Linked DNA regions of Mus musculus: all the other regions are linked to region 4. A link is a loop called in an ENCODE intact Hi-C map of the cell type or tissue named here. Cell type or tissue: left cerebral cortex. All regions are shown on one strand. Links, peaks and the distances in the headings refer to the core of each region. The heading gives the core; the rest is flanking DNA. Region 1 overlaps Gm38899 (a long non-coding RNA gene). Region 2 holds the start of Ndufa9 (NADH:ubiquinone oxidoreductase subunit A9). Region 3 has its middle 23 kb from the start of Gm20190. Region 4 holds the start of Rad51ap1 (RAD51 associated protein 1).

Region 1 (7,729 bases), core at 1,760-6,759, 440 kb after region 4:
CATTATTCGAGACTCTTCCCTAGAGCTACGCTGATGCTGAGCTCAGAGCTAGAGATCCCAGGCATCTTGTCTTCGCTCTGCACCCAGCTCAAGGGGGAGGGGAGGGCCAAGCCACTGGGGGGCGCCATTTCTAAGGGGCTTCAGCCTGAGGTCAAGCCACTGGGGGGCGCCTTTCAGCCTGAGGTTTTGGTGTCTCACCTCACTCATTCTCTCTTCCCAGTGCTGCATGCCCCAGGTGAGCTGGGTCTGGTGTGGGTCTGTCTGTGTTTGCTGTTTCCTACGGGGCTCCCCGGAGTGAACCAGAGGTGACTAGCTGATTGGTGACTTTCTTGGAGTAGAAACAGCTCCTTTCTCATCTGCAGTCACAAATCTCAATTACTCCGGTTTCCGTCATCTGTTGTGTTAGAAGGTAAATCCAGAAGCCGTGTCAATGACAAAAGAACTGAAAATCAGAAGCGTTGAAGAAATCAAAGCAAGGGATGAGACTATCTGGAGGTATTTTCCTTCTCAGAGAGATTTTTAATGTGTTTGGCCACTTACAGAAAATGGACGCCCCGAGCCTTATTGATACTAAATTCCCTTTTAGGCTGCATGGGATGTGGTTGTTGTGTGGCAGTGGAGAACTAGCACATGAAATTGGGATTTTTGAGAACCAGAGGAAAGGGTCAACACATCGGAGTTCTCACTTCCTAGAGAGGCTTACACACATACTGTTCCCAGATTAAGTTAAAAAAATCTCTTTTTTTCCCTCTGAAATTAGTTTCTTTTCTCCTTTTTTTAAAATATTTTTTATTACGTATTTTCCTAATCTAAACGTTTAACGTCTGTCCTAATACAGGAGTTCTACTTTAAATAATTTAAGTGTGTTTTCCAGCGTCACAAAGATGAGTAGGGGAAGCATAAAGCAGAGTAACTGGTGAAAGACAGGAGCCTGACGAGAAGGAGGTATGACGTGTCAGAATCTAGTTCATTCTTCAGCTGCGACATAGAGTAGGCACACGATCTGTTATAATTCACTAAATTAAGAATAGAAGCACAAATATTTTGTCTTTTGCTCTACTGGCCAGCACAGTGAATAAAACCCTCCTGAGCCAGTGGGGTGCCACCTCTGGAGCACAGAGGGCTTTCTTCATCCATGACTTCCTGTAAAATAGCACATTTTAAAGTCTGTGGGCGCTCAGTTATTTGTACAATAATAAAAGCCATCTGACATGCCTGACGGGTCAGAGATAATTACGTCATGGTCAGTAAGATCAGGACGGAACAATGTTTTGACTCCTAGTCCTGGCTAATCCATCGTCTTCATTAGGAGAAGGTCAGCAGAGATAAGCAGCCGTGTGACAGCTGATGGGAGAAGGAGCCAGAGAAGGCATCCCTCCCCAGAGAGGCATCATGGGAGTAAACAGAGGAAGTCGGGGGCCTGCAAAGGCCAACTGGGAGGCTGACATCATTTGTTCCAGGTTTATTCCAGTGTCATCCTGGAAGTCAATCTGGAGGGGAAGTCAGTCAGGCTTCCATGTCTGGAGAACAGGGAAGGTATCAGAAAAGAATGTGGCCCCTGTACTTGCCTTTTGTCTGAGCCTCCCGTGTCCAATAACTGGCCTTCTTGCTTATTCGAAGGCCTTGTCTTAGTTAGAGTTGCTATTGCTGTGGTGAAACATTGCCATGACTAAGGCAACTCATGAGAGAAAGCATTTAATCGGGCCTGGCTTACAGTTTCAGACATTTAGTTCATTATCCTCAAGGCAAGGAGCACAGCAGCACGCATGGTGCTGAGAGCTACATCCTGCTTCACAGGACGAGAGAGAGAGAGAGAGAGAGAGAGAGAGAGAGAGAGAGAGACAGAGAGAGAGAGACAGAGAGAGAGAGAGAGACAGAGAGAGAGAGACAGAGAGAGAGAGAGACTGGGCCTGGCATAGGCTTCTGAAACCTTAAAGGCCATCCCCCAGTCACACACTTCCTCTAACAAGGTCACACCTCTATGAGCTTTGGGGGAGGGGCATTCTTATTCAAAACACCATGGCCATATGACAGAGTTCTCAATTTCTGTAAGTTAAGGAATAGCCTAGAGAAAATGAAAGACGAAAGACAAGCCAGCACACCTAACCTCCATTCTCTGCAAAGGGAATTCCCTAGAGAGCGTTCATCTGCCATGAGGTCAAATGAGAGCTGAGAACCCCAGTTCTGGGCTGTCAGGATAGGGCAACTAATCCAAAAAACAAACAAACAAACAAACAAACAAACAAACAAACAAAACCGCAAAGCAGCAGCAACTTCTGAAATGACCCCAGAACTCATCACACCAGAACCCCACCTCCAGTCGCTCTGGCTTTGTGAAGGTTTTCTTGTATTCTGCCCATTTGTACTATCAGACCTCCTGTCCACGGTTCTGTGAATCTGTGTGTGTGTGACTTGCAGCTAGCTGCCTCTGCTGGGCAGTCCTCAAGTCTCTGATCCCTTCCTGACTCCTGTAAACAGAAGCAGCCGTCTCTGCCCTTTCTCTTTGCCTCGGGTGCGGAGGACTTTCTCAGGTCCACTGTTGAGTGTGCGGAGAGCACTCTGGATCACGTGGCTAGTGGGGCTGGACTCCTTCGTCTTTGACAGAAGGACTTCTCTCCAAGCCTCCCAGACACACTGACACAAACCTCTTCCTTACACCCCTTGTCGAAAGCCCAGCCCTGCGTGGTGTGGTACCCAGCTCGCCTATGTTGTTGCCGACAGTCCCAAGCTCCCATTACCCTCTTGCGCACGCTACCCTCCCCTCCTTTCTGCACACAGTGCTGTTCTGGCACAGACTCGTCTCCCTTCCGGGAATCTACATCTCCTTTCATTTTCAAAGCTTCTCCTGGTGACTTCCCGGGCTGCTAATAGGTTTACCAACCGGGTATCAGAACATTAGAACACCAGGCATTCTTCAGTCAACTGCCGGTCTCCTCCTATCTTCTCTTAATGGCCAGCCCCGCCCCCACCACATCCACACCGACCTCACACCTGGAGCCTCTATAGGGCAGGAGGTGAGATGAAGCTTGAGTGAAATCTTAACCACGCCCCCTCTTTACAGTGAGACCAGGGCAAGATAACTGCAGGGAGTCTCAGTGTCGCCACTGAGCACCCACAGGAGCTGATTCACAGCAGCTTGTAACTTCAGCTCCAGGGGATCCAATGCCCTCTTCTGGCTTCTGTGGGTACTACACCCACATGCACACACCTTCACATAGATACACACACATACACTGTAGTCTATACAAAATTTCATGAAAATGAGTTATGTGAATTAAAAAATTACCCAAATGATCTCATAACATTTTAGGTAGTTCTGTGAGTTTAAATTGGGCTGCATAGATATCTCTCTTGGGCCATAGGCTGGGCATGGCCGAACAGTAGAGTTTTCTTTAACTGTAAAGATGAACAAGATGTTCAATAAAATGAATAGAACTGTAGATTATCATGTTGAGTGAAAAGAGACTGGGGAGACAAGTGTTTCTTGCTTTACTTCTTTTTCGGAAGCTGGGAAGGGTGAAGAAGATACGAAACTGGAGACTGCCAGTGATACAGAAAAGAAAATGAAGAGGGCGAGGGGGTGTATAATCTGTAATAACAGAGGGGGTAATTGTGGCCAAGTACTTCTCAAACATGCATGGACCCTTCTGCACAGTTAATACGCATTGATAAAGAACTTGAACTATGTTGGAGCTTGGCTGCAAGGACAGCATTCTGGAGAGACTGGCCGCCCTATTTCCTGTCCCAAACAGGCTTTGGGCTGGGAGCCTGCTAAGAAGAGGCTGTGGCATCCGAAGCCTCACAACTTAGAGCTCTCTCTGGCAAGCGAGTATCAAAGCTGTACTGTTTTTTATGTCTTGGGTCCATTCATGACGAGGTATGTGGTGTTCAGGCCCTATGTCCGAGGCCTGTCAGGGTAGACCTGTGTGTCCCACACAGAAGCCATAGAAAGGCCCACTGGGCTGACAGGCGGGCTGAATCCCAAACACGTTCCTCGGGTGCCACCTGCTGGGAGAATGCGGTTCTGCAGCCATTTCTCCCACCAAGCTGTCTTTCAGGAAGAAGAAAGTTTATCATGTATTGTTTTGGATTAAAACATTTTTGAGACAGATTTTCTCTTCTCTGTCTATCTCTGGCAGTTTGGAACTTGCTGTGTAGATGATGTTGACCCCAGAGTTCCTCTTGCTTTGTCACTAAGAGCTGGGCTTAGCAGCCTGTGACACAATGTGGCAGTGGGCTCAGCATAGGAGTCTAAGCATCTGATAGCTGGTGGGTCAGAGTTAAAAACGGACAAATATGCTGTGGTGGGCGAACTCAGGATATCCAGGTCATAGAAAACTGATACAGAGGAGATATGTTCAGTGTTGATCATTCGCTTACCCTTTCCAACGCCTGGTCGCTGCTGTGCCTTGTGTGTGGTCGCTGCTCCGCCCCGTGCGTGGTTGCTGCTCTGACCCGTGAGTGATCACTGCTCTGTGCATGGTCACTGCTGTGCTCTGTGTGTGCCAAGCCTGAACTTACTCATTTTTAATCACAAGTTCATGGTGCCACAGAGCTGCCCTTAGGATCCTGTTACCCACAGCAATGGCCCAAAACTGAGACAATGACCAAAAGTTCACAATTACCCTTTCTTTATATTTATTTTCAAAGTATGTTGCTAACTGAGCGAGTTGAACAGTGCCTCAGCCTTACTTTCCCAGTTGGTTAGAAGGTAAGGCATTGTCTCAAGGTGCCACCACTGAGAGGTGGTGGAGTCTTCAAGAGATAGGGCTTTATGGAAGCTCTTACAGTCGGCGGCATGCCCTGGAAGTATATAGTACTACTCCAGGCCAATCGCTATTTTATCTTCACTTCCTGGCCATGCCGTAGGGGTTTTGCTCCACCACATCTGCAAATCAGCCAGACCAAAGATTTTAAAAGAGGGAGCCCAAGCAACCCTTCTCTCTTTGTAAGTTGATTCTGTCGGGTAGTTTGTTAAAGTGGTGGAAAGCTGACTAACATGGTAGGGAGACGGAATATCTCTGGCAGGCCCTAAAGACTCCTTCCCTCAGCATGTGGACCCAAGAGCTGTTTCGAGGGCTAGAGCTGACAGCCAGGACTAGAATACAGACTCCTTTCTGCCTTCTATCTGAGCTTTTCTATGTCACAGTGGCTTTTCTCTGGCTTCCTTTGTCTCCAGCCTCCCTTCCTTTATACGGTTCAGCTCTTTCCATCTCTTACTGCGGTTACAGAAATGACAGTGACAGCAGTCTCCAGGTCTGCAGAGCCTCCCTTTCTGTTAAAAAAATAAAAAGCCAGGCTGAAGACAAAGATCTAGCCTCAGAGATGCTGTGATTTTAAACCCAAACCAAACTGTCCCTAGTTCGGCTAGGATAACTACTCCCTCTTGTCCCAGAGTCTTGACAACATTGACAGATCAGTTGGCCCCCTCCCTAGCTCCTGCCCTTCTCTACTGCCTGAGGTCTTCTTATGTGCCTAGGCTGAATTCCAGACACAGAGGAACACCAGTCTCCATTCACGCATCCTGTGTTGCCACCCCCTGCCTCCCTTCTGTCTGTTTAGCTTCATCTATCTCTCACCTCCTGGAAATCCCCCTTCTCTCCCCCAGCTTCAGCCCCAGCCCACCCCCTCCTTCTTCTTGTCTGTGTCTTGGTGCTGATCACGTAGGTTCCATTTCCATTAGGTTTCTGCTGATTTTGCCACGAATTATCTGGGAAGGAAGCCCCCATCTCCCCTGCAGCTGCAGGGTGGTGACCCTACCAGTCTACTTAGTATTGGTTCTATAAGTAGCACCCCACCACCTACCCCCCAAGCCACAGTATCGCCACAGCTATCTGCAGGTCTGAGTACCCCACACCTGAGGCTCAGAGCCAGCCTGCTGCTCCCAGGACCCAAACCTCTGGACTTAGTCCTTTCTGAAGACTTTCTTCAGCTGCTAGACCAATGGTTTCCAACCAGTGGATCGCGACCACTCTCAGTCGTAAACAATCCCTTTATAGGAGTTGCCTAAGACCATCAGAAATATCATATATTTACATTATGATTCATAGCAGTAGCAAAATTTCAGTTATTAAGTGGCAACAAAAATAATTTTATGGTTGGGCATCACTACAGTGTGAGGAACCCTGAAGCATGCAACCTCTTCCAGAGGCGCTCTGCATCATTCCTGCCTCTAGGTGGCAGCAAGATCATCTCTACAGAGGATGCCTTCCCAGTGATCTTAGTTTGTGCAATTAGCAACCAAGGGGCAAGCCCCAGACCTCCATTTGAGTGCAGGATCCCTGGCATAGCATCTGTCATGCAGTCTGAGGTCAAGATGCTTAATGAACGAATCAATTCACTCACAAGATGCTTCGCTCAAAAGGTCGTGGTTTAATGCCATTGAGGTCTGGGGAAGAGTCTATGGCATAGACTCCCGTCTAAGTGGTTTCCTCTGTGGAGCAGATGGACACACTACCTCTGAGCATGAATGCGCAGGTAGGCAGAAAGCCTGAGTATAGCTGAGAGAAGTTCTCTCATGGCTGTAAGGAGAAAACCAAAATATTAAAAGTACAGTCCATGAAACTCAGAGACCCACATCTCTCCCTCTCGGAGTGCTGCCCTTAAAGGCATACACACCTCAGAGCTTCCCTTAAAGGCATACATACTTGAGTGCCACCTTAAAGGCATACACAAGATCCCAGAACAATATTTGTACTTGTCAATCTTTTTCTCAGTAAAGATGGGGTGGTGGGGGGTGGGGGGAGGCAAAGCCACACACAGAGTTTCTTCAGGCAGGGTTGACAGGAGAACTTCTTTTTGACAAACACAAGGTCTGAAGTACACACCCTCAAGCCCCTTCCTTGCTGAGCTCCGTCTCTGTCTGGCTTCTCGGTTGCCATGGACACCTAACCTGATCTCTCGCTTTTCCTGCCGAGTCCTTGTTTCAGGCTCTGAGGCTCTGCATGTGGGGTGCAGTGGTGGAGTTGGCCTCTTCCCATTGCTATATTGGGAATTAGAGGTCTGCTGCTGTGAATGCAGTGACATTTGCCTTCACATCCTTATTCTGGAAAGAGACTCCTTTTCATGGGCTATATTTTTAGTTGTGGCTACTGAGAGAGGCTAGCGGGAGGGCTGGAAAGGCTGAAGTCTTTCCTCCAGAGCCGCATGTCTGCAGGCTGTGTCCATGCCCATGCACATGGCAATGCTGGCATGCCAATGAAGTTGTTCACCGTGGCTTCCTCAAGGCCTCGAGACACACAGAAAATTCAGTTTTCCCGGTTTAACATGGGATGATTTGTGTTCAAGAAGACTCACCGTGTGCTGTACTGAGGGAATGGTGTGGACACAATATCTATGCCTCTGACCAACCTGTGGACCAGGGAAGAACGGGATCCTACACCAGCTTAAATCAAGGACACCAGCCCAGAGTTTTGCCCATGTTGGGGAACTAGCCAGGGCGTTGGCCAGAGCTCTTTGTTAATGTATTCAGCTACCTCTTGCTCCTAACGAGTCAGCTGGGGACCAGGCACAGCAGTCTGGATGTTCCCCTACACCTCTACCGTCCTGTCCATCAGGCAGCAGAGAAATCCAGATGCTTATTATACACAGCGGTGGGTGTCTACCCAGGGGCCTTGATGCCTTTACAATGGATGTTAGAGGCTCCAGGGACTCAGGGGTCACAAGTAAGGGATGCTTCCTGTCCCTCCAGCCTGTCCCAAGTGCTCAGGAGAGTCCCTCCTGGGTGCTG
Region 2 (7,729 bases), core at 1,809-6,808, 92 kb after region 4:
ATGGATTTCATTTAAAACAGCAGAGTATTATCAACATATCCACTTATCTGACCTGGCTTTCTCCTATTGATTCACTTCCTTTAGTATTTGAGGTGGGTGAATATGGGAGAGAAAATCAAGCCAATGGATTCCATTAAAACAGCAGAGTATTGTCAACAAATTCAGATGGCAGCACAGGAGAGGATCCTGATTCACACTGGCTAGTCCTGAAATTGATGACCTGAACTAACTGTGGGGCTGCATCTCTCTCGTTGTTGCTGCTGGCTTTGTCACTGGCACAAGCCACCATGCCTGGCCCAAAAACAGTCTAACCAAGGAACAAAGTTCCAACAAAGGTGAAAAACAACACACCACACCCACTCCAAACCAAAAAACCCCAAACCAAACACAAAATCAAAACCAACAAAAACCCGAACAGATTCAAAAGCAACTGGATATTGGTATCCTTCAATAAAGCCATTTGCCAACTACCAACTTTTATTATGGATCGTTCTCATCTTAGAAAAAAAAGTAGGCTTGTTGGCTTCTGCCAGAGCCTTTGCAGCTCAGACACACTGCATCTGTGTACTTCCCTGATGTTTGAAGAGGCAGGCACACTGGCTGGCTGACAGCTTTTTGCAGGTGACCAAGGTTCTTTATATCATTTAGTCACCTGAGCCTATTAATAATCATTTGAGGCAAGCAGCAGGCATCTGTTTCCCAGTTAGGTGTTGAACTGGATAAAATACTCCAGGTATTAAAATCAGTGCTCTTTCAACTATGACACCTTGAGACCAAAAGTGCTTGACCCAGAGTTGGTAAGTGATATACTTACTTCCTAGGTTATGAGGCATGTGCAAAATGGGAATGGGATATGTCAATTTATCAGAACTTGGAGAGTACCATAATATTTATATCAATCTCAGAATCAGGGGCTAGCAAATTCTGAGCTCTAGTCAAGAAAGAAGGAGGCCAAGAAATGCAAGGCAATTGGGCATTACTGAGCTTCAGAGTAAAAGGGCTTCTTTTCTAGTTCAATTGGATAAATGGCAATTCTCATCAATACTGGGTCAGCTGGGCCCAGAGGTGAAGACCTGAAATCACAGTGTCTCAACTACTCAGGAGAACTGAAGTTCAAGGTCAGCCTCAACATTTTAGGGAAACACTGTCTCAAAGTAAAAAGGGGTCGGGCAGTGGTGGTGCCTTTAATCCCAGTACTTGGGAGGCAGAGGCAGGTGGATTTCTGAGTTCAAGGCCAGCCTGATCTACAGAGTTCCAGGATCGCCAGGGCTACACAGAGAAACCCTATCTCAAAAAAACAAAAACAAAACAAAAAACAAAAAACAAAAAAAAAAAAAAACAAAACAAAAAAGGGAACTACAGCAGGGGGTATACGGGCCTTCCTATCCTAGTCACAAGCAGTTCCTACTCATTACTAGATAGCTGCCTTTCTCAGCAATGTACTCTCCTCCTGGAGATGAACAATGAACACTTCTACCACTAAGCATGTGAAAAATTACCAAGTTGAGAATGACTCCGCCAAACTAGGCAGTTTATTGATAAATCTAAGGTATGTTTCATAGGGTTAGTCCCCTCAAAGGGGACAAGAGGTAGTTTATAATGGAGTCAAATATGGATAGCCAAATCAAGGTTACCCCAAATTCCATTGTCCAACAGTGAAAAGTTCTTGTAGTAACAGAACAAAGAGAATTACAAGTAAACACTTTTCAAATCCATGTGTAGAAACATCAGGTGGGCAAGGTGGGATCTTCTAATAAATCAGGAGACACCTGAGATGTATGGACCTTAAAGGCTATCTGATGATAGTCTCAGCTTCTGGGTTAGTAGCAGCTAATGATCCCCTTAAAGACCCCAAAGGGTTTCAGCCCAAAGAGGACAGGGGTACCACAGGAAGACCAACAAAGTCAACTACCCTGAACCCTTGGGGGCTCCCAGAGACTGAACCACCAACCAAAGAGCAAGCATGTGCCAGAATATATGTAGCAGATGTGCAGCTTGGTCTTCATATGGTTTCCCCAACTAGAGACTTGTCCTTGAATCTGCTGCCTGCCTGCCTGCCTGCCTGCCTGCTTGCCTGCCTGCCTGCCTGTGGATCCCATGCCCCTAACTGGGCTGCCTTGGCCTTGTCTGGCCTCGGCGAGGTGAGAAAGGATGTGCCTGCAGTGACTAGATGTGTGGGGGTGGGGGTGATACTCAGAGGGGAACACCCCCTTCTCAAAGGAGAAGGGGAGAATGGGGGTAGGATCTTCGTGAGGGGGAACTGGGAGGAGAAAGGGGAGGGGACTGACATTGGGATGTAAAGTGAATAAATATATTAAAATGTTTTCAGGTGATGGTCACAAAGACGATAGGGCACACACAAAGGTGGATAATAAATGGCTATTTAGAGGGCTAAGGATAGCCCAGGGTAATCTTGGATCTGCAACACTCCTTTCTCTATTATTATTATTACAGTTTTAATCAATTAATCAGCCTTTCTAGAAAGTTCAGAACTTGCAGCTTCTTTCTGGGAACTTCAGTTTGCAAGCCCATGTCTTTTACTCAGGTATAGCTAGAGGATGACTGGAATCAAGTTTTTTAATTTTTTAAAATTTGAGACAAGGTCACCTAGGCTGGCCTGGATCTCCCTATCCTCCTGTCCCTGCCTTCCAAGAGCTGGGATTATAGGCAGGGACCACCAGAGCCTGAAAAAAGATTTTTAAATGCAAGTGGTTCTATTTTCTCAGAACATCCCGAGGCTCCAGGTAAATCTTTGCAGAACAACACAGATTTTCAAAGAGGCCCAGTTTTTAAAAAAGCTGCTCTGGGTAAAGCCAGCAGTTTTTCCATAAGAAAAATATGTTGAATGTCAAGCATAGCATGCGATTTTATATCACATTTCAGGTGATTCACGTTTCAAAACCATTTATAAATCTCTGGATCAGCCCAGGGTGGTGACTCCTACCTGAAGCAGAGAGCTGTACCACAAGTTCGAAGCCAACTAGGACTTCAAAGGGAGACCCTGTCTCAAAAATTCCAAAAATAGAACTTCTCGTTTCATAATTCAGTTAGTGATGAGTGTGCTTCAATAAACAAAATTCACGACCGAACAAACACATAAACCCCAGCCAATCAAATTCACGACACAGAGACTGATCACCGCGTTGGAAAAGGTGATCAGAAGTCCCTGGTGAGGTCATCTATGAGTGGAATTGAATTGGTGCAGACATCTAAGTATGCATTCTATGAAAGGGGACAGTGAACACTAACGCCCTGCAAAAGGATGTTCCTGGCGGCGTTGGCGTGCGAGGGGCTTAGGGTGGGGGCGCCTCTGCATTTCTATTTAACTCCCCCACTTGTACACTGTACGCAGACCCTATTACACCTTTTTCCTCCGTGCAACTCCTTGAGTGCAGGGGCACCCTTCCTTCTTACCCCTGCAGAGCTGTCTGACTCTTTTTGGTAATTAGCCCATAGAAAAAGGGTCTTTGAAAGCTGGCCATTTTGCATGCCCTTGAGTCAGTCCTTGGTTAACTCTGAAATGCAGATTCCCCGGAAATATCAGGTGGTCTTCACAACCCATTCCAAAACCGGGACTGTATTTTCCCCTGCCTTCTCCTCCTCTTTTTCTTTTTCTCTCCTCTGCTTTTACTCCCAGGCTCTCTTATCAACCATCAACCTGCCACTTCCGTTCCCAGTTGGCGTTTGCGCAGAGAGGTCCTTGAGATACCATTTGACCCCGCGTTGTTGCCGTAGTTGGCGGAAGCACCGGCCGTGAGGCATTGTGGGAGAAGATGGCGGCCGCCGTCCGCTTTCGGGTTGTTAGAGCGCTTCCAATGTCACGTAAGTGTCACCGGGGACCGGGTCTTGGGGTTGCATTCGGCGACGGGAACATGACCTTTCTTCCTCATACTCTTGGCTCATGTGTGAAACTGCACTCGGCAAGGGGACGGAGAGCTGGAGGAGCTGGGAGGGACGAGGAGAACCCGGACACTGACAGGTTCGAGATAGTGCGTGGATTGTGGGGAAGGTTGCGGTCCAAGAGAGTACTTATCCAGGGGAAAGGGGGCTTGGACGGCAGGACATCGATTGACTTCATGGTGGTGATCGCACTGGAAATCAGAATCCGCGCCACAGATGTCAGGTTGTGGCGGTAGGGACTGCAGCAGCGAGAGATGGTTGTGGAGAGTCGGGAGCTGGGTGGAAAGAAAAGTGAAGGACCGCTTAGAATTTGTCAGCGTTGTTTATTTACTCTTCTGTCGTGATTGAATGTGTTCACAGCCCTCAAATCGAAACCATGCATTTGCACCTGCAGATCAAGGGAGGCAAAGCATTCAGTCGTTACAGTTCACGGCCCTTCCACTCTCCACGCCACAAACATGCCCGCTTCACTTACAGTTTTCCATAGTGTGTTTTTAAAAAACTCGTTACAGAATGTCAAGTCATTCTCAAAATCGCTTCATGTCAGACCACGTAGAAGAGCTTTTGTTCTTAGGGTAGTGGGAGCAGGAAATTCCAACAGACGCTAAGCTGGGGTCAGATGTCCTTATGCCATTGCTAAAGCCATCACCACTTCTTTGCCATGTCCATTGCTTCTTTCTTCATGTCCCCAACTGAGCCCACACTACTGAAAGTAGACAAAACATGGCCATTCCCAAGAAGTTTTTTATTAGGCCCTCTGCCACACTACAGGGAAAAACAGCACAGAAGAGGGTCTCCCGGGAGACTCGCTAGATAGGCAGAGAAGGGATATTTGGAGCAATCACAGCCTATCCTCTTTAGTACCAGTCACAGTTGGCCCTCTGTGCATGTTCTCTAACCTCAGAAATGAGTACAGGGTCATCTAGAATTGGGTTGTAACAGCATAAAAATCTGGGACAAACTGTTTGAGGTGACCTGGCCGAGGAGGGGCTTTCAGGAGTCAGGGCTGCTTGGTTCATGTAGTTTCCCCAAGGCATCCATGTGATTGATATTCAGGGTTTCTGGTGCTGCCATTAGGGCTGATTGATAGTCTTCTGCTCAGATAATCAGAATAGCAAGAGATAGTCCAACAGCTGCTAATTAGGGAGTCAGCTGTTCCTGTACCCCAGTCTTTTTTATTTACTGTAAATGAACATCAAAGGAGCTTTAGAGTAGGATTTTATAAGACAGAAAGACATGGTAGCTCACACCTGTAACCTCAGTGCTTAAGACACAGAGGCAGGAGGATCATTGTGGGTTCAAAGGCAGTTAGGGCTACATAGGGAGTTCTGGAGTAACCCGATTACATAACGACACTCTCTTAACAGTTTTAGATGAGGCCAGGGCTGCCCCAGGGTGCCCTGCTTCTTAGTGCATCATTTGCATTCTCACCAGCCCCTCCCTAAAGATCCATTTTCGGTGTTTTTTTGTTTGTTGTTTTTTGACATCAAAACTGTACTCCTTCTGTTTATCTTCTTCTTTTCTGTATGGATATTTCTTTAGGGTAAGAGAGTATATATGTGTATGGCACAACCATATCCACTGGAAATGGCAAGACTCATGATGCCAGCATTGTTGTTTGACACAGTTCCAGCAAAGCTGAGCAGATTGCTACAATCACTGTCCTTCAATCTCTAGCTTTTTGGGTTTTGATCTCTGCATAGTGCATCCTTGGGGACTTTCTCCATCATGTTTCATTTTCCTGAGATTCGTTTTATGTCATTTCCTGAGCCTTTTTAGGAAAATCCCAAAAAGACTGGCCACCATTTAGAAGTCTTCTTTATGCCCTGGGGATCATTAAGCACAGATAAGCACATAGCTAGATGAGGCCATTACTCCAGGAACCTGCTTGGGGGGTGTCTGCCCCTGAGATAACTCAAACTGTAATTGATGCAGGGCAAACAGAGACAGTTGATAAACTGACGGGCCAGGTGAATAGTTTACAGACTCAAGCTCTCTTCTTCTTATATTCTTAGAGTTCTCTGAAAATGTAGTTTAAAGATAGGGGCTTGTACAGGGTACAGCCCTGGAGGAGTAAAACTAAGTAAATAAGATAGACTAAAATAAACTTTTCCTACTTTATAGCATAGATGATAAAACATATACTAATAGACGTTAGGTATTAGTATTTTCTATTCACAAAAAGATCGTTTCAGGTATTTTCTGTTTGTCTGGCATATTTTAAAACTACGAACATTGCTAGCCTAAAAGCAGGCTGTCATATAATAAACATGTTTGCTTCTCTCTCTTTCTCTCTCCCTCTCCCTCCCTCTCTCTCCCTCCCTCCCTCCCTCCCTCCCTCCCTTCCTTCCTTCCTTCCTTCCTTCCTTCCTTCCTTCCTTCCTTCCTTCCATATGAGTACACTGTAGCTGCCTTCAGACACACCAGAAGAGGGCATTGGATTCCTTTACAGGTGGTTGTGAGCCACCATGTGGTTACTGGGAATTGAACTCAGGACCTCTGGAAGAGCAGTCACTGCTCTTAACCACTGAGTCATCTAGCCAGCCCTGGTGGGGACATTCTTTAGATTTGTTAAGTCAGAGTTATGGGGCTGATAACAATAAAAGATGTTCTGTTTGTATTTTCTTTTTCTTTTCTTTTTTTAAAATTAGATATTTTGTGCATTTACATTTCAAATGTTATCCCCTTCCCCATTTCCCCTTCGGAACCCTCCTATCCCATCCCAGTATTTTCTAATTGTAACTAAACTGTAACCCTGGACATGTAATGAAAAGTCAAACATATTCTGTACCACTTAGATAATCACTAGTCCGCCTTTGTTCTGTGAGACTTGTATAAATAAAGAAGCACCCGGTTGGTAGTCAGTCAGAGCAGCAGGAACGGCTTGATTGCAAGTCAGTCAGTCAGTCAGTCAGTCAGTCAGCCAGCCAGCTTTGAGCCCGCACCCGAGTGCGTGCGCGCGTGCGCGCACACACACACACACCCCTTGCCCATCCTTCTTTCTTCTGCAGGCAGCCCTGCCAGCCATGACCCCCTATGCTGGGGAAGGCCCCTGGCATGTGTACATATTTGTGTTTGGGCACATGTGAATATGTGTGCACATGAAGGTCAGGGGTCAATATCTGCTTTCTTCCTTAATCACTCTCCACCCTATCTGTCTGTCTGTGTATCTATCTATTACTTATCGATTTGAGACAGAATCTCTCACTGAACTTGGAAGTCACTGAGTTGGCTATGTTGTCTTGGCAGCAAGCTTTAGGAATCCACTTCTCTCAGCCTCTCTATAGGAGATAGTGAGTTACTGGGGTTATAAAGGCATGGCAGCCATTGTGCTTGGGTGGCTTTTCCTTTTCTTTTTCCTTCCTCCCCTTTTCTTTTCTTTTCTTTTCTTTTCTTTTCTTTTCTTTTCTTTTCTTTTCTTTTCTTTTCTGTTGTCTTTCCTCTTTTCTCTTTTCTTTTTCTTCCTTTTCTTTTCTCTTTTCTTTTTTTTTCCTTTTTTTTCCTCTTTTTATGCAAGTGTCAGGAATTCACACTCAGTCTTCCTGCTTTCATAGCAGGCCCCCTACCAGCCAAGCCAGCTCCCAGCATTTTTTTCTTCCTGTTTTCCTCTTGAGATGCCAATAGTCTTCTGCCCCAACCACATCATTACCTCAACTCACTTGCCATCAAACTTCAGTCATGTCCAGATTTTCTTGCTGTTACTCAACTCCAGTCTTACTCATTCTTACTTCTATTTAGTTGTGCATGTTCTGTGTGTCTTGTGGGATTCTACTCTTGGTTGTTCCTCTTTAAAACCTTTCTCAAAATACTTTACCCAGACACTTTACTC
Region 3 (7,729 bases), core at 1,775-6,774, 150 kb after region 4:
ACACTTCCCTATCTCCGCATAGTGAGAATGTCCAAAATCCTTTCTTCTAGCTATTTTGGGATTTACAGTGGATACTGATAATTATGATCATCCTGCTGGGCTGGAACTTAGTCCCCCTCCAAACTCTAGCATCTATCCATGACCAGCTCCTAAGCCCACCTGCTGAATCCTCTCAGCCTTTTGTAAGCACTGCTCTACTCAGCCTCTACGAGACCAGCCTTGTTAGGTTTCACATATGAATGAGATCACGTGGCATTTGCCTTCGTATGTGAGACCCATCCCTGTCATGCCTTTTAATGTCTGATTGGTTTTCCTGTGCGAAAGCACGCACATGCGTGTGCGTGTGCGTGTGTGTGTGTGTGTGTGTGTGTGTGTGTATGTGTGTGCATTTGTATGTGCATGTGCATGCCCATGTGCGTGTGTGTACATGTGTGCGTGTGTGCATGTGCATACATAAACTTCCTTTACATTCTCATCTATTGATGGACACCGTGACTGCTCCCAAGTCTGGCTGTTGTGAACTGTGCTGCGGTGGGAGGGTGGAACACTGATGGCGGGCTTTCATTTCCTTTCGGATTTGCACCAAGGGGTGAGGATGCAGGCTCCTGTAATCGTCCTGGGTTTCATTCTCGAGGAGCTCGCATATTGGTTTCTATCATCTTACTTTCCTATCCCGGTGTCTAAGAATTCCAGTTTCCTCAGGTCCCCGCCAGTGTTCGCCGGTTTTGTCCTTTTGATAGCAGCAGGAATTCTGACAGGAAGAGGAGATGCCATCCTGGGTTTGAGTTTTCATTTTCCTGACGGGCGCAGTGCCCAGCATGCCCTCTAGCCATTTGTAAGGATCCTTGCTTGCTTGTTTGTTTCTTTTCCCTCGTCCCTTCCGTCCTCCTTCCCTTTCCTCCCTCCTGCCCACCCGCCCACCCCACCTGCCTTCCTTCCTTGGGTTTTTGAGACAGGGTTTCTCTGTGTAGCCTTGGCTGTGTAGAACTTACTCTGTAGACCAGGCTAGTCTTGAGCTCAGAGATCTTCCTGCCAATTGCTGGGTGTGTGCCACCACTGCCCAACTAATTTAAAATTTTTTTGAAACAGGTTTTTTTTTAAATTTTATTATTATTTTTTTAATGTAGTCTTGGCTGTCCTGGAACTTGCTCTGCAGACCAGGCTGGCCTCAAACTCACAGAGATCCATCTGCCTCTGCCTCTAGAGTCCTGGGCCTGGCTACTTTAATTTGTTTGATTGTTTGTTTTATTTTATTGAGACAGGGTTTCTTTGTGTTGCCCTGATTGTCCTGGAACTAGCTCTGTTGACCAGGCTGGCCTCAGACCCGCAGAGATCCATCTGTCTCTGCCATGAATGCTGAGATTAATGGCATGCACCACCACCATCCGATCTGCCTTTTCTTAAATAAGAGAACCAGAAGCCTACCAGAACAGTATGGGTGGTTTTTTTCTGACAGGTAGTGTTTTAGTGGTGCTCGTGGACGCGTGTGGGTAGGAATGATGGGTAGGAAAGAAGCCAGCATTCACATAGCACCTGCATTACAGGCAACCTGTGCCAAGGATTAGCACATGGACTGCTGGGTTCAGAATCTGACTCTGTCACGTGCCCTGACAAGCATGAACATGTTATTAAGTGTGTGTTCTGCTTAGTGAAAGTTAAATTCACCAGAAGTATTAGGATAGGTGTTGTGAGCAGAAAATTCAAGGGGGGGGGGGAAAGAGAGACAGAGATTGGAACGGAAGAACAAATTAGAATGTCAAAGCCAGATGTGGTTCGTGCCTGTAATTCCAGCACATAGGAGGCTCAGGCAGGATTACTGTAAGTTCACGGCCAGCCTGGGCTATAGAACTAATATAAGAAATAATAAAATAGAACCAAATAATCAAGCATGAATCTCTGAGTTAGGATCTCTAAAATTCACGGAAGAATCCTGGCACGTTGGCGCATGCCTGAAACCCTGGTCTTGGGAAGGCAGGTGAGGTGGAGCCAAGGGGGTTCCTGAGGCTCAAAGGTCAGCCAGCTTAGCGCAGTGCATGAGCGTCAGGCTCACGGAGAGACCCTGGAAAGACACTAATTATCAACCTTGGATCTCCATGTGTATATACATCCATATAAACACTTGTGCAAACACAACACATAAATACATTTTAATTAAAAAATAAGTAAATAACGAGTAAATATAAACTGAAATAGCAAAGCTGAAAATTGTTCAACAAGGACAATTGATAAAATTTATTATTTTCATAGGCAATTTTTATTTTTAATTTGAAAGCAAAGGCTCTTATGCCAAATGTTATATTTTTTTTTCCTTCCCTAAGCTTACATGAATTGGAAAATGCCATCAACTGGGAAAACTGAAATAAAGGCTAAATTTTCTGTTTTGATTTGATTTTGAACAGGGTCTTGCTTTTCTGTCTAAGCTGGCCTTGAAGTCGTACTGATCCACCTCAGCGTCCCTTGCACTGGGGTTATAATCATAAGCGAACACACTCTAGCTTGTGCTTGAATTTTTTAAAAAATTATTTTGTGCATCTGGGTGTTTTCCCTGTGTGTGTGTGTGTGTGTGTGTGTGTGTGTCCCACATATATGTAGTACCACTGGAAGCCAGAAGGGGGCATCAGATTTCTTCCTGGAACTGGAGTTACAGACAGTTGTGAGAACTCTTGTGATACGTAGAATCTAACCCAGGGTCGTCTGGGGTAAGACCGGTTTGCTAGAATTCTGAGCCATCTTTCTAGGTGCCACAGCATTTTAATTTGAACTTTTTAATGCTTGAATGGTAAGAGCAAAACCAGAAACAAATCAGATAGGAGATAATGTCTGTAAGATCTACAAACTCATGAAGGGAGACTCATGAAGGGAGATGTGTTTTGTTACCACGTAGCATCCACCAGCTGCCGCACACTTGCTATGTTTTTGAGTCCTCCCAATCGCCCAGATGGTAGCTGGCCCTTTCTGTGGATGAGTAAGCTGAGACTCAGGGAAGGTAGTGTTTTGTCTAACCAGCCAGATGGGCAAAAGTGGAGTCAGGATGTGAACACAGGTCATTCTGACTCCAAGCCTGTCTGCGGGGTAGAAAACTCGGTGGGTGGGGAGCTAGGAGTAGGGGAGGAGACTCACCAATGTTGGATGTCACTCAGTAAGACGACTTCCTTAGGTAGATAAGCTTGTGCTGTGCTAACTGAACCAGTAGGGTGTGGGCCAGCGGCTCGTGAGCCAGGCTCCTGCTGGGAAGGGTATAGGAGGTTGCCAGCTTAGATGGGAGCAACTCACTCCCAGAAATTGCCATCCCTAGAGGTCACCCTGAAGAGGAGACACAGGAAATATGACACTAGCCCAGTAGGGTGAGAATTTTTAATTAAAAAAAATTTTTTTTTTGTCACCAAAGCCATATTTTTGTGGTGCTGGAAAAATGACTCACTCACTGGTTAAGAGCATGTAGTACACTTATTTATAGACAGCCAGAGTTTGAGTCCCAGCACCCATTACAGTCAACAACAACCTTCAGTCCATCTCTAGGGGAACTGATTGTTTTTGCTAGCTCCAGTGGGCACCTGTACTCGCATGCACACCTCCCTTCCAAGATGCATGCGCGTGCACACACACACACACACACACACACACACACACACACACACACACTTTAAACAAAAAATAAAATCTTTAAAAATGCATGCGTATGACTACATATATTAGAGAGTGAGTTGGTGCTCCATCAGGTTGGTTGGAAGAATATTCACAGATCACACGTCACGGATAAACGGGAAAGAACCGCCTAAGTTAGTTGTCTACCGTTGTGTGGCGACAATAGCCCAATCACGTATCTTAGAGTGATATGCACTCTTTCTTTCCTTTTGTTAAGTACTAGGGAGTCATTACACTGAGTTACAGTTTCAGACCTCATTTTACTTCTGGCCTTGAAATATGATCTCACTATGGAGACATTTCCTCCAGAAAAGAAGGATGGGAGAAACTGAAATGCAAAACTTTGGACTGGTACCTGAAAAATACATCCACTCCTGAAACCATCCTCAACGTTGTCCTCTATGTAAGCGTTGGTTAACCTCAGTTCAAATTTGAAATGCTTCATTGTGAAAAGATAGGGATAAGAGACCCAAGGTGGCTGAGGGACTGTCCTAAGTCATCCTGGCCAAGCCCCGCCCTTGCCCACGCACCCTTCCTGCCCAAGCTCTCCCCGCTCCGCCCCCCGCGCGCTTCTCTCCTACTCTTACTTCGGCTCTGCACCTGACTGAGGTCCCTTTCTTCTCTTGCTTCCCAACCTCTTGTTCTTTTTCCTCTCCACTTCTCCTCCCTTTGCAAACTGCTGCCCTTGCTTGAGGCCCTTAGCTCCTCCGTCCAGGTTTGGCTTCACTTCTCTGAACTGGGCAGGATCAGATCGCCCTCTGCTGGTTCTGTTTTCTGTTTTCTCTTGGTAGAATCAGAACTAAACCCCCAAAATACAGGCTCCGGGGTATCTTCTTTCTACACTTCTTTCCAACAGTGTGTTGTGTTTTCTCCTTTCGTAGAAAAGTTCATTGAATGAAAGCGTTTGCCTGGACTGAGGACCTGTGCCAGGTAATTCTCCTTTCCATGAGTTCGGTGCACAGGCATCTCCTTTCCACCAGCATCCTTCTCCAAGCCCTGAGAACCGGGGCCACAGGTTAGAGGTTCCTTACTGTTAGGGGAAGGCAGGAAGCAAGCATTCTGGGTGATGTGTAAGCACGTATTGTTCATTTAAAAATTACAAGAGTGACAGACAGGCCCACAGGGGAGGGAGAACAGGCAGGAAGGCTCTGCTTTACAACATCCGTTCTCCTGGTGACAATTTTATTGGCTGTCACCTCACTCCCCCCCCCCATCACTTCGTTTCCAGCTTCCTGCATGCCAGGCAAGCACTTCCTCCATGAGTAACACCACTAGCTATCTTTTTTACTTTATATATTGCTCTTGCAGAGAAGTTTTAGGGGGTACCTGCTGAAGGTAATAGCCACAGAACAGTTGGGGACCTGAGCCACAAAGACTCATGCAAATTCACTGAAGGGCTATGCAATGGTCATTCCTGGTTGTCAACTTGACGCTATCTGGAATGAACTACAATCCAGAATCGAAGGGCTCATCTGTGATCCAGATCTTGAGGCTGGAAGACACGCGTTTCAGACCTGGAACTTGGCATGGAGATTTTGAGGCATAGAGTCCATGAAAAGCTTAGGCCCAGGCAAGGCAGCACACTCCTTTAATCCCAGGAGACTGAGGCAGGGAGATCTCTGAGTTTAAGATCAACCTGGGAAAAAGCAAGTCCCAGATCTAGGTGTGGTGGTACATACCTTTAATCTGGGTCATACCTTCTGCTGGAGACCTACATACGGGCATTGGAAGAAGGAAGATTTATTCTTCTTCATCGCTTGCATTTACTTGCCAGCACATCTGTTGAAATTTACTTCTACAGAAGACCAGCTGAAACAACTAGCCTCGTGGGACTGAGCAATTACTAGATTCTTGGACTTCCCATTCACAGCTGACCACTGCTGGAGAGTTGGACTTACAGACTGTAAGTCATCATAACAAATTCCCTCAATATAGAGAGACATTTCCTAACAACTCTAGAGAACCCTGACTAAGTCTCTATCAGGTTGGGAATGTGAAGGAAGGCTGCTTCCCTGTCATCAGCATCACTTGGGCTTCTGTTGATGGCCTCTTAGCTTCTGTTGAGAGAATTCTTCAAAGCTAAGCTCCAGCTGTCATCTGTGCAAGTGGGGATTCTTTTAGATGGTGTTTAATCAGCTATTCATTGCTGCAGCAGAACATCTGTGACCAACAACTTAGGACCAAAAGCTTTATTTCAGCTCAAGGTTTCAATTCATGGATGCATGTCTCCATTGTTGTGGGATTACGGTGAGGCAGAGCATCATAGCAAAGTTGCTAGCTGGGGTGCAAGCCACAGGAGGGATGGGGAAGAGACCAGGGACAAGATGCAACCCCTAATAAGATGTCCCTGGTGGCCTTCTCCACCCAGCCCCCACCAAAAATATTATCAAATTATGAATCCACCATGGAGATGAATCTACTGGGTTTGCACACTCAGGACCCAACCAACTCAGTGACTGAATTCACCAATGGCTACCAACCATCCAACCTACGAGCCTTTGGGGAGACATGCTATTTCCAAGCCACCTTAGAGCACTTGTAGTAGGAGGGTGGGGCCGTGTCCCTTCTTGTACCTGGCCTTCTTGTTAGAATGTGCTAGTGCTGGTGAGAAAGGGGGTGAGACCCGTGACCCAGATGTTTATGCTCTTCTGATGCCTAGGCCACCACCCTTAGGTCTTCCCGAATCCCTGAGTTTCTATGGCAGTGAATCAGGAGAAAACTACCATCTTGGAACTGGCAGTGAAAGCTGGGTCTCTCGAACAGAGAAGGGTGATTTCTATGCCAGCCAAGGGCCGCACAGTGAGACCCCTTCTTAAAGAACAAAGAAAGCTTCCCCTTTGACCAGAACAGGGAGAAGATGACTTGATGGAAGTCCTGTGACAATTCCATAATGTGAGGACCCTCCCTGACCAGGGTCTCTGTGTGAGTTCTCTCTATGTCCTGGCTGCTTCAAAGGCTTGTGTCTTAGGCCACTTGGGTGGGACCACATTGCCCTGTGGTGGAGATGCCAAGCTGCCTGTGATCCTGTCTCAGAACACCCACCTACTGCATTAGGTTCGGGGGCTATATTTCAAGAAACATAAACAATTGACTTTTTTTGTTGTTGTTTAGATATTCTTATTCTGTAGTTCAGGATAGCTTGGAACTAAAGATCCTTCTGCCTCAGCGTCCTGAGAGCTGGAGCGATGTGCACCAACCTCCGTGCCCAGCCAGCAAATGACTTTTTAAAACTGTTTATTTAAATTTATTCTATTTTAATTTATGAATAAATGTCAGGTCGTCTGGAACGGAGGTTATAAGTGGCCGTGAACTGCCCAAACTTGATCTCTGCAAAAGTCAGCGAGTGCTCTTAAACACTGAGCCATCCCTCCGGCTTCTCAATGACAGACTAAAGCCAAAGGGTTTCTTGTTTGTTTGTTTTTCGTTGCTTCGTTTTATTTTAAAGAATTTTCTGATGGCTACGGAGAACCCTTCAGGGAAAATACGTGCAAAACAGGTTCAGAGGTTTTACAGTCTCCCTGAACTAGGATTATGGTAGGAATATGATAGGATTAGCATAGGAATATTGATTATGAAGAGGAGGGAGAGGAAGGGAAGAAGGGGGCTTGGAAAGAAAAAGAATGGGTGTGGCAGAGGAACACACTCAGCCCTAATAACAAAGTTCTCTTATGCCCCATGCAAGCATTGTCCTTCCTGCTCCCTCCTCCCCAGGACCAGACAGTATTCCTTTGGCTCCAGGGAGGAGCCACGGGAGTGGGCGGTGCTACCCACGGAAGTGGGCGGTGCCACTCACGGGAGTGGGTGGTGCTACTCACGGGAGTGTGCGGTGCTTCTGAACACTCTCAGGGTTCCTTTAGTCCTTGTCTTACACTATCTTAGAGCAATGTTTACTCGAACTTTGCTTTTTAAAGACAGGATCTTACTCTGTGGACTTGGAATTTACAATCCTTTGCCTCCAGAATTCTGGGATTGCTGCCATGTACTACCATAGCTAACCTCTTTACCTGCCTCTTTCTACCATGGAGCCACAGGCAGTAAGACCAGTGCCTGGCTGGGTTTTGGCTGTTGTCATGGTCTGACAAGT
Region 4 (7,528 bases), core at 1-5,000:
ACACAAAATAAAAGATGAGTACTAATGAAATGAATATGCTTGATCATTTTAATACAAGTAATTAAATCTTGGCTGAATACTTAATACTGAAAGTACACTTAACTTTTTCATTTTGATTTTATAATTGCCAATGTCAAGAATACTATTTTCCATAAATACATAGTATAAGATGCCAAAACACGTATTTAAGGCCTTTTTAGAAATTGCTAGCAATTCTGTCTTAATTTCATGTCAAAATTTGTTAAGCAAATTTTTATATACACACATAGGCTCTGCCTCCACAATAAATAAATGCAATAAAAAAATGTTTAAACTCAAAAACATTCCAACACAATACAATCTGAAGATACAGGAATTTGAAGCTTCAGTGTTGAGGAAGGAGGAGTGGAAACCATCATTTCTACAAGAACAGAAAGCCATGCCAGACAGTAAACGCAGTGCAAACAGCAGTCTGAGTCTGCTCCAGGAGGCTTCAGCAGCACTCACTGGCAGTGGGCAGCACTCACTGGCAGTAGGCAGCTCCGTGGCAGTGGGCAGCACTCACTGGCAGTGGGCAGCACTCACTGGCAGTGGGCAGCACTCACTGGCAGTGGGCAGCTCAGTGGCATGGGCGGTGCAAAGCAAGCTTTGAGCTCCTTCAATCCACCATACTGCTGGCTTTGAATTAACATTTGGTCACTTGTGCTGAAAACCTCTTCAGGTTGACATGTTCATCATGAGCCCGACACTCACTCAGTTGTGCAGACTCATGGGTCACATCCCAAGTTCAAAAATCTGTGCTCTACCAAGAAACATCTAACAATAGAGACTATGGAGAAACAAAAGGAGGTCCGTCCTCACCACTCTCTATGAAGCAAGGCAAGCTGTGCAGCAGCATCAGACGTCCATGCAGATGACTGGCATTCTCCTCCACAGGAAACCTGAGGGGCACTCTCAGCTCTAAGCGCTCACGTCCTACCTGGAACTTGTACACAAATTCCCTTTCCTTGTTGCAGAACCTTTCTCGGTTTTTCTTCATATTCTTCAGCAGGGTTTCTGTAGGATGAGCCAAAGAACCATGAGTCAAACGGCCACAGGACACCTCTAAAACACAGCCCATCCCTCAGAGACTGTACCCCACCCCACCCCGCCCCCATGCGATGCTGAACCAACGACTCCAGTCTTCATTTTCCTTCCATTTTATTAGAGAGGATGTCTCACTGTGCATCTTGGGGTGACTTAGGACTACGTATCCTAGGATGATGTCAGACATTTGATTCTCCTGTCTCAGCACACCCCACCCTAAGTGCTGATATTAAAGGTGTGCACCACCACAACCAGTCTATTATAGTGTTTCCTGCTTATTCCTGCACATTCATCTTCGTGACAAAAACCAAATGCTGCTTCTTCCTTTTTTTTTAAAATGAAAAGTTATTTTAAAGTTAATTTCAGAGCAAACAATATGCTCAAGAAGTACTTTTACTCCTAGGGAAGAATAACAAGTAGTTAATACAAGGGAAGGTACAGAGTGGGGGGGGGGCAAGAGGAAATGCTGGAGGAGGGACGGGTTGGGGGTCTGTAAGTGTACAGCTAGCTTACGGAACTCATACAAGTGGCCAAACACAACGGAGACCCAGTGGTAGCTTGAAGATGTTTGATGTTGAAGGTCAGGAGATGTATCAGAAAAAGGATATGGGAACACAAGAAAGATCTCCAAGTAGGAAGCACGGGCACAGAACAGACCACACAGGATGCTGCCCAAGGCACACTGAACACTACTCAGAGAAAAGAAAATGCAGTAAAGACAGTAGGAGTCGAGGTCCCTTAAAGAGCTAGCCATCAGTCTATGTATACACACATATATGTACATATATATGTATGCATTTATATATATATATATATATATATATATATATATATATATATATATGAACTCCCAGGACAGTAGAGATTGTTGTCATTGTTCTTGGTCGTCCATAAAAACTAGATGATAAACTCTGTTGTTAAAGACACTGCACAGCTCAATTGATGATATAAAAAAGCCAAGCTGGAACTCTGCTGGAAGCTTCCTCTTTGCTGGCTATCTTTTATGGTCCTTGAAGATACTAAGGAGGCTGCTATAAGAGAAATTTCATTACTGGTCCAACCCAGCTGTGGACTCTATGAACTCTACTAACCTGCCAGGCAAGACATGCTCATCTGGGCACTAGGGTACCATTATGAGGGTATCCAATTTGCTCTGACTGGATTTGAGGTCAGCTCTATAGGAGCATACCCCTGCCTGGCACTATGATTCCTGTTGGAAACCCATAGCAGGGAAGATGATGGGCCCTGGGGGGGAACATAAATACTGTTGTTCAGTTAAATGGACACTGTCAAACCACCATGTCTATACCCACGACAAGTGCTACTCCCAGACTTAATCAGAGAATTGTCTCTTTCCAGTGAACTATAATGAATGTACAGACTCCAGGTGCCACAAGGTGAGAACATGTGATGGATGGGGACTCGGCCCTAAACAAGGCATTTATACCACCTCTGTGAAGGTTCAAGGAACACTGCAGAATAGGAAGTGGAAAAATAGAGGAACCAGATCATAGAGAGGAAGACAAAATGCCACCTTCTGACAAGACGCTGCCATTACAGCAGTAAACTCACTGCAGTGTCAGAGGTCTGCATAAGATTAGCCTCAGCAGCAGCAGAGGGAAGAGAGAAGACGACTCAGAATGACCCATGTGTCATTAAGGAACTGTTTTCTATGGGCAGATTCAGGAAAAGGGAAGTTATTTTTCAGTTGTGTGCCCACGGGTGCCCCCACCAGGCTCCAATGAGTAGTCGCAATTCAATAGTCTGGTCTAATTAAGATATAGGGTCACAAAAACAAACAAAACCAAACCAAAACAAAAAAAACCCAACGACATGAATCTAGAAAGGGGACTGGTGGAAATGCAGAGATTAGAGGGATGGGCAAGTTAGTAGGGACAGGTGCGACATAAGGTGAGACAGTAATTAGAATACATTGTAACATGAAACAGAACAAAACCAATAAAAACACACGTTTTCATGTTACTCTTTGTTCCTGTGGTCTGTTGCTCTCAGGATACAATTCATCGTAATCCAGTTTACGTCTCCGAATTCTCTGGGTGTGCCTACACCCTGTCAGAGCAACATGCAAAACGACAAGCCTAGTTGACCACAAACACTGAACTGGCAATGGCAAGCTGCACTCCAGCACTTTAGATGGCCCTTAGAAGACTCCTTCTGTTCTTTAAGTCTGTACCAGATACCGTCATTGGGTCCTCCACACTGAAGGGGCTTCTTCGCTGTGGGCTCGAACTCACCTCTCTCATCAGACACCAAAGCACACTTGGAGCTGTCAACGCAGAACTGCCCAAATAAGTCAGCTGACTTCTTGCTTTTTTTTTTTTAACCTCCAATAGATCCACTTTGGCAGATTCGGAACTCATGTTTCTCTTTCCTCAAGCGCCAAGGAAAACGCCTATCCAAGACCCCCTTTGTTCCAGTTATTTTTAAGTTAGTCATTCTAAATATTGGAGGCGTGTCGCTATTTTTATATTGTATTTTAGACTCGGTACCAAATCGCAATTGTGACGAAAGTGCAGTATCAAAACAAAAGCTAAGTCTGAGCAGACAGGATCCAGGATGGCGTGCCCGGGCCACGGTGTGTGTGCGCAGGCGCCCTCTCTTCAGCACGCAGGCGCCGCCTCAGGCAGGCGAGCGGTGATTGGCGGGCTGGCGCAGCGGGGCGTGGAGCGCGACGTCTGGTTTTCGGCGGGAATTGAAACCGCCACAGCTGCTCCCCAGCTCCAGAGCACTGCTGCTCTAGGCAGGGCACCATGGTGCGTCCTATCAGGTGAGTGGTTGGTGACGTCCCGCGGGGCAGAGAGGAAGGACGGGGACGATGGGGGCCACTGTCATGCATGGTTGCGGGAGAGGACGAGATCCGACAGAGGGCAGCGCGATTGGGTGGGTGCTCGTCGCCAGTCTCCGGTGAGAGCCACCCGCTGCTCAGAGGAGCCCGCCTGGCATCTCGCTTGCCGCCCCTCGGCCTCCTTCTGCAGCTGTCGCCCCTGAGTCACCCCACTCCAGAGGGACCTGGTAGGCTAGCATTTGAGTCGCGCTTAACGCGACAGCGAGCGACCGCGTTAAGTGGCTGTCATACGTTGAGCGATACAGAAAAAGCAGGTGTGCCTATTCCCTCAAATCCCTAGGCAGAGAGGCCCATTTAACTTCCAGCTCAAGCCGTGGTGCCCTGTCACATGACCCCCAGTTCCTATCTGCTTTCCTTTAGACTGTTGGAATCTCTCTGTGATCACAACCGGGATGCCAGGCTGGCCATCCATTTAGTAGAATGACTGAATATAGCTGAGACTATGGCCCAGTGGTCCAGTGATTGCCTAGCAGATGAGAGGCCCCCAGCTTCAAACCCCAGTCCTGCAAAACCAAACAACAATAAACTTAGTGAATTCTCCTAGGCCTGTATTGTACTAAGAGCTGGAGGCTACACTCTATTGGAAGAGGGGTGGGGAGAGATAAGGGGGAGTAACAAAATAAACACCACAATGTAACATAGGAGGAAGGAGAAAAGCCTTACTTTAAATCATATGAACGCGTTACCTAGGTAAAATGTAAGGGGCATTCACATGAAATAGGAGCCAAAGCCCAAGGTTCACCATGTTTGAGAAGCAGATTGAAGGTGTGGGATGAACAAGCATGTGGATGGATTGAGGACTGAGTCAGATAGATTACAAAGCAGTTGTAATCTATCTAAATCTATCTAAAGCAGCTTGTAGGTCTTAGGAGTTTGAATTTTATTTGAGACAAATGGGAAATCTGTAGTTTCAGTGGTGGAGGGCCTGAGATATTCTCATTTCACTTTTATAAAGGCCACCGGCTGTTGGTTGGCTCTGAGGGGGACTGGAGTGGCCAGAGCGAAAGCAGGGGGGAGGGGGGAATTGAGATGCTATCAGTTGTGTGTGACTTTGGCACTGTGTGTGTGTGTGTGTGTGTGGTGTGGAGATGGAGCAAGTAAGTTTAGGGTTTTTTTTGTTTTGTTTTAAGATTTATTTATATGAGTACACTGTAGCTGTTCCCAGATACACCAGAAGGGGGCATCAGATGGTTGTGAGCCACCATGTGGTTGCTGGGAATTGAACTCAGGACCTTTAGAAGAGTGGTCAGTGCTCTTAACCACTGAGCCATCTCTCCAGCTCAAGTTTAGGTACTTCTGACAAGTGGTTATAGAGGAGAGAAAACAAAGAATCAAGGTTGACTGTCTCTATGGACTGAGCTACGTCTCTGTATTGACTGAGATGGGCCCCTTTGAGATAATGAGGTTTAGAAGACAGGACTAGATTTCTCTTGCTTCCATGGTGAAATTGGAAGGGGACAGGCATGCAGATATTGAAGACATACTGCTGTTATTTGGGATAGTAGTAGTCACAGTGTTATCCACAGTCCCCTGAATCCTCAGAAGCCCCATGAGATCATGACTGTGGTCTGGTTTTTGTTGTTATTTTGTGTGGTGGGGGGGGGTTGTTTTGTAAATTATTGTGTGAATAAAAGGGGTGAGAATGGTGGTAGACATACATTGTCTTGATTCAGCAGATAACTGTGGGGTCCTTTCTCTTCTTTCCACCTTTCATGGATCCTAGGAGTCACAGGAGGTTGTCAGGGTTGCACAGCGGGTGACTTTGGCCACTGCATCTCACTAGCTCATTACTTGTGTTACAGTAAAGCCAAACCAGTTGTTGTCTTCACTCTTCTGTCATTTACACTGAATGGGGATTGGCACAAACTGAGGCTGTGGTGGTTGTAGTCCTTGCAGTTTCTATTGCCGCATACTCAAATATTTGTTAAAAACAGAAGCCCTTGTGGGCTGGCTCAATAGTTAAAAGAGTGCCTGGTGTTCTTCCAGAAGACTCAAGTTCCATTCCTAACCACGTCAGACAGTTTATAGCTCTTGCAGCTCCTTCCAGCTCCAGGGGGCCCCCAGTTTCCTCCCCTAGCCTTTGCAGATACTGTACTTGTGTGCACATACCCAAGTTTTTAAAGTTCTTTTTAAAAGTAATGGTTTCCTGCGTATCTCACCCTAGTGAGCCTCTAAAATACAATATGTAATTTGTGTTTAATGAATCGATAAGAGTCCATGTCTGTTACAACTCAACCTGAGATATACTTGTCTTTTTAGTAGGCTTTTGGCTTTGTTTACTAATTTTTCAATCCCACAACTTCTTAAGATGCTTTCATATTTTATGTAGCTGTCAAATTCTTAAACTCTGGCGAGTTGGAGAGTAACAAGAACACCTTCCCATTTAAACTGCTCTCTCAGGGAAACACAGGTCTGGACCATGATCTGGACAGTAGACAAGCCTCTTTCACAGAACTCCCATTTTTGCTTGAAAGAAAGGGCTTGTAAGCTTGGGGGCACATAATAGATGACAGAAGGGAAGGAGGGACAGCTTTACGTTGCTCTCCCAGAGGAAGGAGAGTAACCTTTGTACACTGAGCATCCTTTTCTTCTGCCCACTTAGTTCCTACAAAGATGTAGGGACAGACTATTATTGTAAAGTGTACATTCCATTAAGAAAGCATTATTTGGTATTGTAGAGGGATTTTTAAAGTTTTTTTGTTTGGTTTTGGTCTTAGGTGTCAGTGTCTGTTTGGGTATGTGCAATGTCTGAGGAAGCCTGAAGGTTTTTAATCCTCCTGGAGCTGGAGTTACAGGGGATTGTGGGCTGCCTGGCATGGGTGCTGGGAACCGGATTCAGGTCCTCTGAAAGAACAGTGCATACTCTTAACCAGTGAGTCATAGCTCTGCTCTGATAGAATTTTTGAAATATGGTTAAAACTTGACCCGGGCATGGTGGCGCACGCCTTTAATCCCAGCACTTGGGAGGCAGAGGCAGGCGGATTTCTGAGTTTGAGGCCAGCCTGGTCTACAAAGTGAGTTCAAGGACAGCCAGGGCTATACAGAGAAACCCTGCCTCGAAAAAAAAAAAAAAAAAAAAAAAAAAACTGAACAGGTACTTTCTAATGTAAGCAAAGAACAGCACACAGTTTATAAATACCCAGTCACCACTGAACAGAATACAAAGTTTAATTGCTAATATTTGTTTTCTTCTTGCTTTGGGGGTTTCCTGAATTAATTTCTCTTCCCATTATGTGTATTAGGTATGGGTTTGGCTTTTCAGTTAATGCCAAGTTCTTGGCTTTGGATTGAAGTACTTTAGAGAGACTCCAAACACATTTTCCTTTTTTCAAGATTATTAATAACTTTAAGGTGAAGGTAAAAAAATTACTATTTTCAGTAATGAAAAATTTCTGTCTTATTCATAGAAATAGAAAACCAATAAATTATTCACAGTTTGAAGATTCTGGCAATGACTCTGATGGTAAGTAGAGCTTTTTACTTTTCTTTAATAAACTGAGAAATTTATTTCCTCAGAGTTAGATATGGAAAAAATGAAACCCTGGAAACTTAGGTTTAAGCTTTGTTGTACTGGTTATATGTTTGATTTGTTGGTAG

What was found. Hi-C counts contacts between places; a loop is a spot of excess contacts. Peaks named below come from ENCODE experiments on the same cell type or tissue, not always from the same donor. Only the 100,000 strongest peaks of a DNase experiment are listed, where the experiment ranks them.
Region 1: a loop joins it to region 4, with 5 times the contacts of the local background. A loop is called at or near these places in 2 of 42 quality-filtered maps.
Region 2: a loop joins it to region 4, with 4 times the contacts of the local background. A loop is called at or near these places in 17 of 42 quality-filtered maps.
Region 3: it touches region 4 in a loop (5-fold over the local background); 21 of 42 quality-filtered maps call a loop at or near these places.

The regions. Positions count from the first base shown.
Region 1 is chr6:126,496,528-126,504,256 of GRCm38, reverse strand. All of the region lies in intron 1 of Gm38899 (a long non-coding RNA gene), which reads left to right. Among named protein-coding and RNA genes, the nearest start is that of Gm38899, 14 kb to the left of the region's middle. In left cerebral cortex, for the core only: CTCF peaks have their summits at 3,190 (motif pointing left), 4,019 (motif pointing left) and 6,175 (motif pointing right); DNase peaks (open chromatin) are centred at 4,007 and 6,190.
Region 2 is chr6:126,845,157-126,852,885 of GRCm38, reverse strand. It overlaps Ndufa9 (NADH:ubiquinone oxidoreductase subunit A9), which reads left to right and starts at 3,742. Exons shown (of 11, transcript NM_025358.3): 1 at 3,742-3,822. The coding sequence starts at 3,774. In left cerebral cortex, for the core only: no CTCF peak of the experiment used is centred there; a DNase peak (open chromatin) is centred at 3,731; H3K4me3 peaks cover 1,856 bases; H3K27ac peaks cover 1,114 bases.
Region 3 is chr6:126,788,773-126,796,501 of GRCm38, reverse strand. It overlaps the pseudogene Gm29788. Among named protein-coding and RNA genes, the nearest start is that of Gm20190, 23 kb to the right of the region's middle. In left cerebral cortex, for the core only: CTCF peaks have their summits at 2,606 (motif pointing right) and 4,406 (motif pointing left); DNase peaks (open chromatin) are centred at 2,923, 3,373 and 4,392; H3K4me3 peaks cover 270 bases.
Region 4 is chr6:126,935,819-126,943,346 of GRCm38, reverse strand. It overlaps Rad51ap1 (RAD51 associated protein 1), which reads left to right and starts at 3,760. Exons shown (of 9, transcript NM_009013.4): 1 at 3,760-3,853; 2 at 7,339-7,394. The coding sequence starts at 3,837. It overlaps D6Wsu163e (DNA segment, Chr 6, Wayne State University 163, expressed), which reads right to left and starts at 3,381. Exons shown (of 14, transcript NM_138594.3): 1 at 3,321-3,381; 2 at 841-1,035. The coding sequence starts at 1,018. In left cerebral cortex, for the core only: CTCF peaks have their summits at 2,600 (motif pointing left) and 2,810; DNase peaks (open chromatin) are centred at 2,757, 3,408 and 3,689; H3K4me3 peaks cover 1,891 bases; H3K27ac peaks cover 710 bases.